Linked DNA regions of Homo sapiens: region 2 is linked to region 1. Evidence: chromatin contacts called from ENCODE Hi-C or POLR2A ChIA-PET data. All regions are on one chromosome and are shown on one strand. The core of a region is the stretch at or near the end of the contact, and the rest is flanking DNA. Distances in the headings are between cores, read along the strand shown. Region 1 holds the start of HAUS5-DT (HAUS5 divergent transcript). Region 2 holds the start of FXYD7 (FXYD domain containing ion transport regulator 7).

Evidence for each region. A loop is a pair of places that touch in the nucleus more often than their neighbours do. ChIA-PET counts read pairs that join two places held with the same protein, here RNA polymerase II (POLR2A). Pooled maps may share reads with other maps.
Region 2: a loop to region 1 is called in a pooled map, with 11 times the contacts of the local background. The contact joins the promoter of FXYD7 here to the promoter of HAUS5-DT in region 1. A Hi-C loop is called at or near these places in 1 of 168 maps with a recorded cell type or tissue (naive thymus-derived CD4-positive, alpha-beta T cell) and 7 of 50 pooled maps. POLR2A ChIA-PET finds 5 or more read pairs at or near these places in 1 of 52 experiments (activated CD4-positive, alpha-beta T cell).

What each region holds. Positions count from the first base shown.
Region 1 is chr19:35,609,805-35,614,828 of GRCh38, reverse strand. HAUS5-DT (HAUS5 divergent transcript) reads left to right here and starts at 2,165. Exons shown (of 2, transcript NR_186318.1): 1 at 2,165-2,211. HAUS5 (HAUS augmin like complex subunit 5) reads right to left here and starts at 2,094. Exons shown (of 19, transcript NM_015302.2): 1 at 1,937-2,094; 2 at 1,037-1,099; 3 at 929-961; 4 at 770-794. The coding sequence starts at 2,034. RefSeq lists enhancers at 1,957-2,216, 1,805-2,360.
Region 2 is chr19:35,140,427-35,145,450 of GRCh38, reverse strand. FXYD7 (FXYD domain containing ion transport regulator 7) reads right to left here and starts at 2,196. Exons shown (of 6, transcript NM_022006.2): 1 at 2,087-2,196. The coding sequence starts at 2,117. It overlaps FXYD1 (FXYD domain containing ion transport regulator 1), which reads right to left. Exons shown (of 8, transcript NM_021902.4): 3 at 4,822-4,854; 4 at 4,245-4,319; 5 at 3,879-3,915; 6 at 2,930-2,979; 7 at 2,680-2,731; 8 at 2,342-2,534. The coding sequence ends at 2,709. RefSeq lists enhancers at 1,413-1,974, 1,975-2,535, 3,659-4,221 and silencers at 3,856-4,075, 4,186-4,315.

The sequences.
Region 1 (5,024 bases), core at 916-3,415:
AACCACATCTTTGTCCCAGTACTGATCTCTTCCCGGAGCCCTGCACCTAGAAGTCCCAAGGCCTCCTGGAAGCCTCCCCTTAGGTGTCATATGAGCCCCTTGCACCCATTGGGTCCCACACTGGCCTCAGCATCTCTCCCATACCTGTCCCATCATCTCTTCTCACCAGCTTTGATGCCACATATCCAGGTCCCACCTCTCTGCGCCCAGCTAATTAATGCTCTTTATTTATTTTTTCTTTTTTTGAGATAGAGTCTCGCTCTATTGCCCAGGCTGGAGTGCAGTAGTGCGATCTCAGCTCACTGCAACCTCTGCCTCCCAGGTTCAAGCGATTCTCCTGCCTCAGCCTCCCAAGTAGCTAGGATTACAGGCGTGTGCCACCACGCCTGGCTAATTTTTTATTTTTATTAGAGACAGGGCTTCACCGTGTTGGCCAGGCTGGTCTCGAACTCCTGACCTCAGGTGATCCGCCTCCCAAACCACATCTTTGTCCCAGTACTGATCGCTTCCTGGAGCCCTCAGGTGATCTCATCACCTGAGATGAGGCCTCAGGTGAGCCTCCCAAAGTGCTGGGATTACAGGTGTGAGCCACTGCACCTGGCTGAGCTAATGCTGTTTCCACTGGACTTTAAGCCCTATGAGGATGGAGATCAAGGCTGTCTTGTGACCCATTGTCCCCAGCATCACCCAGCACCTGGTTGGGCTTAGAGCAGAAGATCTACAAGTCATTTTTCGGATGAAAGAGAATCTTGTAGCATATGCTTCTCACCTGTGGACTGTCCTGGTGGCCATACCTAGGAAAACGAGGCCAGAGTCAGCGGATGAGTGGGGCTTCTAGGGGGGAGGGCAATAGGTGTGATGCTGTGGTGGGGACAGGGCTAAATGGGAGTGGGGAAGACAGGAGGGGATAGCTTTAAGAAGCAGTTACCAGAGTAGGTTTCCCCGGATCTTCTTGACAGTCCTACAGTGCAGAGGCAGAAAGAGGAGTTACTATGGGCCTCACCTGTGCCCCCTCCCCTGCTCTAGCCCAGCTTACCTCTGACTGTGCACATGCTGCAAGATGTAGGCCCAGATGTCAGCCCCCTGGCCCAGACACAGCCTGTGGGGACAGTGTGTAAGCATATGCCTGGGGCAGCACACAGGGTGTGGGATCCTCATTCCTAGGGTGATGGTGGTAGGGAGTTTTTACTAGGGAGTTCTCACTTCTTGAGGAGGGAAGGCCCAAACTTTTTTTTGCCTTTTTTTTTTTTTTTTTTTTAAGAGACAGTCTCGCTCTGTCGCAGTGGTACGATCATAGCTCCTTGCAGCCTCAACCTCCTGGGCTCATGCGATCCTCCCACCTCAGCCTCCAGAGTAGCTAGGACTACAGGCAGGCACCACTACACCCGGCTAATTGGTAAAACATTTTTTTTGTAGGGACTGGATGTTTGCACTAAGTGTGGTGTTATTCTCATTCCCTGGGAAGGCGGGTGGTGGGGGAGCGCGGGAGAGGCGGGTGCTCCCTTTCTCCTGGGAGTGGGTTATCCCAGTCACATCCAGAGGTGGAGGTGGGGGATGTACTGCCAGGAAGTGCCATCTCATGACCAGACGTGGGGCATCACTCCTACAGCTTCAATCCCCGATGGGGTGGCCACGGCTAACTCCTGAGTGTCCTTCTTGGTTAGGTTAAGGGAGGGAGGGGAGGTGCTGCGGGGACAGCCTCACTCTGGAGATCCTATTTCCATAAGGAGCGAGGTCTTAGCTAACTCGTGGAGGATCCTCACCAGTGCTAGGGACCTCACTCTGGGGAGCCTCCCAGGGTAGGGAGCCCTCAGTAAGTCGGGTCACTCTCGATGGGGAATTGGGGGGAGTCGAGTCCTCAATGAGGGGTGGAGTTCTCACTCCCGGAGACTCAATCTCCAGGGTGGGGTGTCCTCACTCCAGGAGCGGTCCTCACCTGCGCAGCGTCGATTCCGGGGCCCGGGCCGCCACGGGCACCCCCATCTCTTCGACCGCCCAGCAACCCAGTTCCCGCGCTTCCTGCGCTAGCTCCATGACAGCGCCGCGGCGGCGACACCGCCTCCCTCAGCCTCTTCAAGTGTGGCGCCCGCCTCTGACGTCACGGGCGCGCCAACAGTGACGTCATCGGTTGCCGGGCAGACAGCGGGCTCGGGCGCTGCATAGTAATCTTAGCGCGGTCAGGCTGGGTCTTGCAGCGCTCACTCTTCCCAGGTAGGTCTCCTTGAGTGGAAATGAAAAGGGCGTGGAGAGACTGCAGCCCCGCCCGCCTTCCCTCGTTCTCCCGCTCACTACCAGCTAACCCGAAAGAGGCAAAACAGTCCTTGATGCTTCCATTTATTTTCTTTTTCTTCTTTTAACTAAACACTTTTATTTTAATAGAGATGGGATCTCACTTGTTGCCCAGGCTAGTCTCAGCTTCTGGGCTCTTGAACTCCTGGGCTCAAGCGATCCTCCCGCCTCGGCCTCCCAAAATGTTGGGATTACAGGCGTGAGCCACCACGCTCACCCCCTTTATTTTCTTGACAAAATGGGACTTGCGTCCTAGGAGGACTGGAACCAGGCAATGAGATCCTGGACTTACTGCTCTTTGATTTCAGAAACAGGTGTCTCATGTCTGAGTGGAGGGTAGGGGCAGAGAGCATGACCCTAACATTTCCCTGGCATGCGTTTTCCCATTCATTCGTGCTTACCATTCCATAAACTCAGGGAGCTGACCCTGTGCTGGGTGATGCTGGGGACACCATGGTGACCACAACAGCCCTGGTCCCTATTGTACGGAGCTCACAGTTGAGTGGGGAGACAGACGCACCACCAGGTAGGGGTGGTAAAAATAAGCAGCAGGGGTGGGTCAATTTGGGACACAGCAGGTGTGAGAGGTCTGCGCTAGACCAGCAGTCCCCAACCTTTTGAGCATCAGGGACTGGTTTCATGGAAGACAATTTTTCCACAGTCTGGGGGATGGAGGGTGGGAGCAGTGGATGGTTTCGGGATGAAACTGTTCCACTTCAGGTCGTGAGGCATTATATTCTCTGTCTCTCTCTCTCTTTTTTTTTTTCTTCCCTGTTTTTTTTTTTGAGGTGAAGTCTCCCTCTTTCACCCAGGCTGGAGTGCAGTGGCCCGATCTCGGCTCAGCGCAATCTTTGCCTCCGGGGTTCAAGCGATTCTACTGCCTCAGCCTCCTGAGTAGCTGGGATTACAGGCGCCCGCTACCATGCCCAGCTAATTTTTGTATTTTTAGTAGAGACGGGGTTTCACCATGTTGGCCAGGCTGGTCTTGAACTCCTGACCTTAAGTGATCAGCCCATCTCAGCCTCCCAAAGTGCTAGCATTACAGGTGTGAGCCACCATGCCCCGCCTAAGCATTAGATTCTCATAAGGAGTGCGCAATCTAGATCCTTCGTATGCACAGTTCACAATAGGGTTTGCGCTCCTGTAAGAATCTAATGCCGCTCCTGATCTGGCAGGAGGTGGAGCTCAGGCAGTGATGCTCACCCATACGCCACTCACCTCCTGCTGTGCAGCCTGGTTTCTAACAGGCCATGGACTTGTATTGGTTCACGGCTTGGGGTTTGGAGACCCCTGCCCCTGCCCTAGATGAAATACTTCTCTGATGCTGACTAACCAACCATGCTTAAAAGCAAGGCCCGAAAGGATCAAGCTATTATTTAGCTGCATTCCAGAACAAAATTCAAGAATATTTATAGAGATTAAAAAAAATCCAGCATCCAACACTGTAAAATTAACAATATCTGACATCAGTAAAAAATTATAAGGCAATGGCTGGGCGTGGTGGCTCATGCCTGTAATCCCAGCACTTCGGGCGGTTGAGGTGGGAGGAATGTTTGAGGCTAGGAATTTGAGACCCACCTGGGCACCACAGCAAAACCTTGTCTCTATTAAAAATTAAAAAAAATTAGCCAGGCGTGGTGGTGCACGCTTGTAGTCCCATCTACTTGGGGGGTTGAAACAGGAGGATCAGTTGAGCCTGGGAGGTTGAGGCTTCAGTGAGCTATGATGGCACCACTGCACTCCAGCCTGGGTGACCCTGTCTCAAAGCCAAAACAAAACCAAACCAAAATAAAATAATCATCTGTATTCATGTTTCATAATATCCTCAATGGGTTTGTGCCTTTTTGGTACAGCTGTCAAGCAGCTCAAGAAAGTCGTGGGCTTTATCCGCTTAATGTAAGTGGCCGCTCTTGACTCTGGTTCCCAGGAAGACCTTCAACCTGGCCCCAGCCAAAAAGGCTACAAGCTGGCCCCCAAGAACTCACACAGCTTTTCCCAGTTCAGATGGCCCCAGGATAGCATGCCCACCAGCTTCCAGGAATCACTGTGGTTACTGTGCCCAGGTGCCTGAACCTCACAGTGCTGTGCATGGGGAGAAGCCTCTGCTGGGTGCTGACCTACCAGACAAGGATGGGCCAATTTAGGTAAATGGGAATGAGGAAGGAATGCCCGGCCCCAGAAAACCTCCCTCGAAGTTCAGATGACCATAGGAAACTCCCTGATAATGCAACTGCTGTGACTGTCACCTGCGTCTCAGTAGCTCACTGCAGGCACCTGGTCTCACTTCCTCCAGTCTGGCACAGCTTGTTACATCACCCAAGACAATGAAGGAAAAAGTGACCCCTTCAGAGGAAGGCCCTGAGCACTTAGGGTGCTTTCTGCCCCAGGGACCCAGGGTGAATCCCACGAAAGCCAGTTGTCTGGTTAGTGGTAACAGCACAGTGCAGGTGGACAGTCCCAATGTCCCATTGTTATGCTGGTGCTCAGCAGATGGTGAAGAACCTCCAGGCATGCCCCACAGCGGTCCCTGCTGCCTGCTTCCTGGCTGGGGTAGGACACACCCCTGTGACTTCCTTTCCTGCTATGTCTCTGCCCATCCTGCCCCAAACACACATGTAGATATGACCGGGTCTCAGACTGCAAAGTCAAGAGAGAGGAGGAAGTTCTCAGTAACATGCAAGGCGTGCCCTACCGCCATGATTTGGAAAGTTTCACCAGTCTCTGCTTTGAGAAGA
Region 2 (5,024 bases), core at 947-3,446, 470 kb after region 1:
TTATCGGGAGCCCACTGGGTGAGCCCCTGTCCCAGAATCTGGTGTTCCATGTGGAAGATCCTCCTCCATGCGGAAGATCCTCCTCTGGTCCCTGCTGCCCCGGCAACCTGGGCCCTCAGGCGTGGCTGGGCTAAGGGTGGGGCCAGGAGTCAGGCAAAGGAATGTGCACTACTCCTGGCCAGCTGCCAAAGAGATATCAGGAAGGAGGTGGTTGCTATGGCAACTGGGGCATCTTGGGAGGTGAAGAGAGGTGATAGGTCCCGCCACCCCAGGCTGGGTGGGGTCCCCTGTGAGGTCCTGTGTGAGATGCAGGTTTCAATCTTGACCCTCTCCCCTCCTTTTGCACCTCCTGCCGTTGCCCCTGCAGGACTGGCTTCTGGCCAAGCTAAGGGTCCATTTCAGGGATAGGGACCCGGACCCAGCTGTGCTCATGCATCCCTCTTCTGTTCACTCCTAACTCTCCCTCCTGTTCTCTGGCAGGGTGGAGGGAGACTCTCCCCTCTTCCCCCCTCGCTCCCCAACAATTCATTAATTAGTTTCCTTAAGCAGCTTGCAATGCACAACATGCTTTTCCTCCCCCGGGGTTTCCCGAGACCTGCGGTCCCCTGTCATGCTGTGACTGGGAAAGGGGGAGGCAGAGGAGGTTGGGTTGAGGAGTCTGTCCTCCCACCTCTGCCCGTCTGCTGCCATCGATCCTGCTAACCACCACCTCTGCAAAAAGAAGCCCTGGGCTCCCGCCAGGCCTGCTGCCTCAGCCCTGCCCCCCTCCCTAGGGTAGCTTCCAGCCTCTGCAGCCCCCCCCACCCCCCGCCCTGCTTCGGATTCTGCAGATATGGCTCAGTGCAGCAGCCCCCGCCTGCTGGGAAGCGCGGAAGGGAGGGAGCCATCCAAGTGGAATTCGGGTTCCCTTCACTGCCAGGGGCTTCTCAGCACCCCTGGTCCCCTGCCCTCAGTGCTGGAGACCCTTGCTGGGCACTGGCTCCCTCTTGAAGCAGTCTGTGCCTTGCTCATCTGCAGAAGCAGGATTAGCAGTGGGGGCTATTAGGGGGCGACGGTAGAAGTGGGTGTTTAAGTGGGTGCATAACTGGGTTAATTGGTGTGGAATGGAAATCAGTGTGTGGCTGGATGGGGGCAGTAGGGGCAGCTAGGTGTATACCCAACAGCACCTCTGGGATTGGAAAACACCCCTGCTGTGGGCTGGAAGGAGGGTCCCATCGCCCCATTCCCACACATAGGGTCTCACTGCAGTGGTTTGGGCCCCACCCCACATGGCTCCCTTCTTCTCTTTCTACTCCCCTCTCTCCCCATGGGTCCGTCTCTCTCCCTCCGTCTCTCTGCTTCTCTCTCCATAGCGGTCTCAATCCCACTATCTCCCAGGCTCTCATTTTTTTTTCTCTCTCTCTCTGCATCTCTGTCTACTGCTCTCAGCCTCTCCCCTCCACTGGGAATCTCTCTGAGTCCATCTATTTGTCTTCCTGGGTCTTTGTATCTGTGACTCTGGATCTCCTGCCTCTCTTGGTCTCTGTCTCTTCCAGGTTCTCCCTGTCTGTCTCTTGCTATATCCCTTCTCTCTGTCTCTTCCTTCAGCTCTCACTCCTTTCCTCTGAACCTGGCTGTCAAGGGTTTCAGGAAACAGACACCCTAGGAGACAGCACTGGAAAGAAGAGGGACATGAACCTCCTCCCCTTCCCTTGCCCACCCCAGGGACCCTGAAATCTTCCAGAACGTCTCTGGTCGCAGACCCACCCGCTCCCACCCTGCAAGCTCATCTCTTCCCCGTCTGCTACCACCACGGTGCGGGACCAGCCACCCGGTTGCCATAGCGACCTGTCCGAGCATCCCTTCTCCCGGGACTGCCACTCTCCAACCGCAGGTCTGGCACAGGACGCCTGCCGGGGAGGGGGTGTCCCAGAGACCCGGAGGGGCGATCGGGGGGGCGCATTACAGGGGCTTCCGCCCACAGGAGGAGCGGACCTCCCTCCCCCAACTCCCTTGCCTTACCATTGCTTGAATCTCCCGACACCCTCTCTCCTAGGCTCTCAGATCCCGGAGCCCCCCTGCAACCCCCTCCCCAAACGACGCTCACCCTTTGTGGGGGTCTGGGTCGGGGTCGCCATGCTGGGCCGGAGCAGGGGGCTGCTGGATGCTTTGGCGGCGAAGGCGCGCTGCAGCAGCTGGAAGCAGGACGGACCGATGTGGGGGGGAGCTGGGGGGAGCCCTGGCGTGGGGGGGCCTGCAGCCAATGGGGGCCCGGGGAGCCCGCCCCCGTGCAGGCCACCCCCGCCCCCGCCCCCGCCCACCACCGTCGTCCCCGCCCCTTCCTCTAGGGTGGGGCGCCCCCTGCTGGGGCCCAGTGGCGCTGGCGTTTCGCGCTGAGGGACCGAGACCGACAAAGTGCTGTCGAGAGGAACGCACGTTTTATTGGAAGTCTTGGCGGCAGGGGGAGTCTGCGGGGGCAGGGCTGGGGAAGGGGCGGCGGAGGGGGCGGTGGGCGCGCAGGTGGAGCGTGGGAGATGTCAGGTGCCAGGGGAGTCCTGTGAGGGTGAAAAGGGTGAGAGGCGAGGGGGGACGTCCAGCCCCACCCCTCGCCGCCCTTCAACTCTGGCACTTGGCCCCCTCCCTCTCCCGCCTTTCCTTCCTCCCTCCTTCCCTCCCACCGCCGTGTCAGAGCTGCAGCACCTGGCCGGATTCCATCGCTCCAGGTGTTTCTACCGCCTGCGGGTGGACAGACCTGGGGGGAACACGGAGATCGGGGGTCATTCTGGAGAGGCATCCCCAGCTCCTGGGCAGGTGGGGCCCGCGGCGGGGCAACTCCCCGCCCTCCGCTTTCAGATCCAGCCCTTCCCTCTACGCAGCCAGGGAGGGCCGGGAAAAGCGGTCCTTGGAACCAGCCCTCTCCCCAGAATACCCGCAGTCTCCCCAGACTCACGGCGGATGGAGCTGCGGAAAGTTCCCTCCTCTTCATCGGGTTCCCCAGTCCTGGGAAGACAGAGGCAGAGGGATTTCGGGATGGAAAGGGGGAGAGGCTGCCCTTCTAGGAACCCCCCAGTACAAGCCTCCTTTCCCAGATTGGTGTAACTAGGCCCAGATATGGACGAAGAGCAGGCTCGGGGTCCGCCAGAAATGAGGAGCACCCAGGAGCAGCTTATGTGCTGGCAGGGGGCTTCTAAGCTGGTTAACAGTGAGTACCTCCGCGGATTTGGGGGCAGGGATGTGAAGTTGGTGGGGGAGGGATAGTCATGGGGACTTGGCAGACTGCCATGAGATGGCCTGGGTTGGAAACCCAGAACCCCCCATCTTCCACTTGAGTGATCTTGAACAAAGTGACTTTACCTCCCTGTGCCTTAGTTTCCTCATCTGTCAAATGGGGTTAATAACAGCACCTCCCTCCCAGAGGAAGTGAAACCGTATCTAACACGTGGTACACACCCAGTAAATATTAGCTACTACTTATGATAATATCTATAATTGTTCTAACATATTCATACATTGTCCATGCTTTAACATTTTATTCGAAGAGGAATCAAAGAGCTAGGAACAAGACTCTAAGCTAAACTGGGCCGCGTGTGAGATGATCTCATTTCACCGCCGTTTCTTCTTTCCTGCACTTTGTGTTATCACGCTTTGTGATTTTTCTATCTGTGGGGCTGTTGGAACCCACGGCCACCGCCTCCACTAGGCTGGGAGCTCGGCCAGGAAGGGCGGGAGGTTTTTTCCTCGCTTGGTCCCAGGGCCAGGCTTGGGCCATGGCACATAGTAGGTGCTTAATACATAGTCGCTGACGGGGATCGGGCTGCGGGTCAGGGGTACTCCCCGCCTCACCCGCGGCGCCCTCCAGAGCAGGAGCGGGCGAAGGAGGGCGGGGAGGGGCGTCTTACCTCTGCTGCTGGTTGAACTTGCACCGGCATCTTCTGCCTGTGGGCGTGGAGAGGTAGGAGAAGCTGAGGCTCCCTCCCGGCGGGCGCCAAGCGGCGCTGTAGCTCCAGCTCGCCCTCGCGAGGGGCGGGGCTTGGGGGACGGGGCGGGGCTAGAGGCGAGACCGGGGGCCGGGGAACCAAGGCAGGGTAGGCGGGGCAAGGCCTGGGAGGGGTTGGGGCGGGGCGGGGCCAGGGAGGGGCGGGACCAGGGAGAAGCGGGGCCAGGGAGAGGGGGGCTAGGGAGAGGCGGGGCCAGGGAGAGGCGGGGCCAGAGAGAGGTGGGGCCAGGGAGAGGCGGGGTAGAGGGCGGGAGCTAGGGGCACTCACTCAGCACGATGAGGATGCCCAGGATGAAGAGGATCCCGGCGATGACGAGGCCTCCGATCTGCAGGGACTGGTAGTCTGTGAGCAGCAGAGCAGGGAAGGTGAGGGCAGGGAAGACAGGAGGGAGAATAGGAGAGGGGTAAATTGGGAAGGAGGGAACAGGGAGAAAGGACCAGCAGGCAGAAGGGGGGAAGTAAGATAATTAAGGGGGAGCAGATATGGGAGGAGGAAAGTGGGGTACCAGGGAGAGGAAAGGGGTGTATAGGAAAGGGAGGGAGGGGACAGGGAGGAGGAGGACAGGGGGGAGAGAAGACGGGAAGAAGCAGAGGATGGGCCACGAGATGCTGAGACAGACGCAGGCAAGAGAAAGAGAACCAGAGAGGTATCACATAGACAGTGACACAGATAGACACAGACAGGAAAAGATGCAGACAGGTGGAATCAGAGAGGAAGGACAAAATAGAGGGAAGGAGAATGACAGAGATATCAATACTGGGACTCTGGGGGAGGGCGAGGGGGAATCAAAGGACCAGCAAAGCCAGGCTCTCCCCCAGGACTCAAAATTAGACCCCCCGCTCACCGTAAGTGAACGGGTCGTGTTCCTTTGGACTTTCTGGAAAGAGAGAGAAATCAGGGGTTGAATGCTTCCTGGGGTCCTGGCAGGGAGGGGCATGAGGAGACCACTGGAGGCTCTGCCTTGCTGGGCTTAGAGTCTGAGGGTGTCTGGGCAGGCTGCCCACACTCTCTGGGTCCCAGCTGCCCCCTCTGCACTGTCCCAGATGG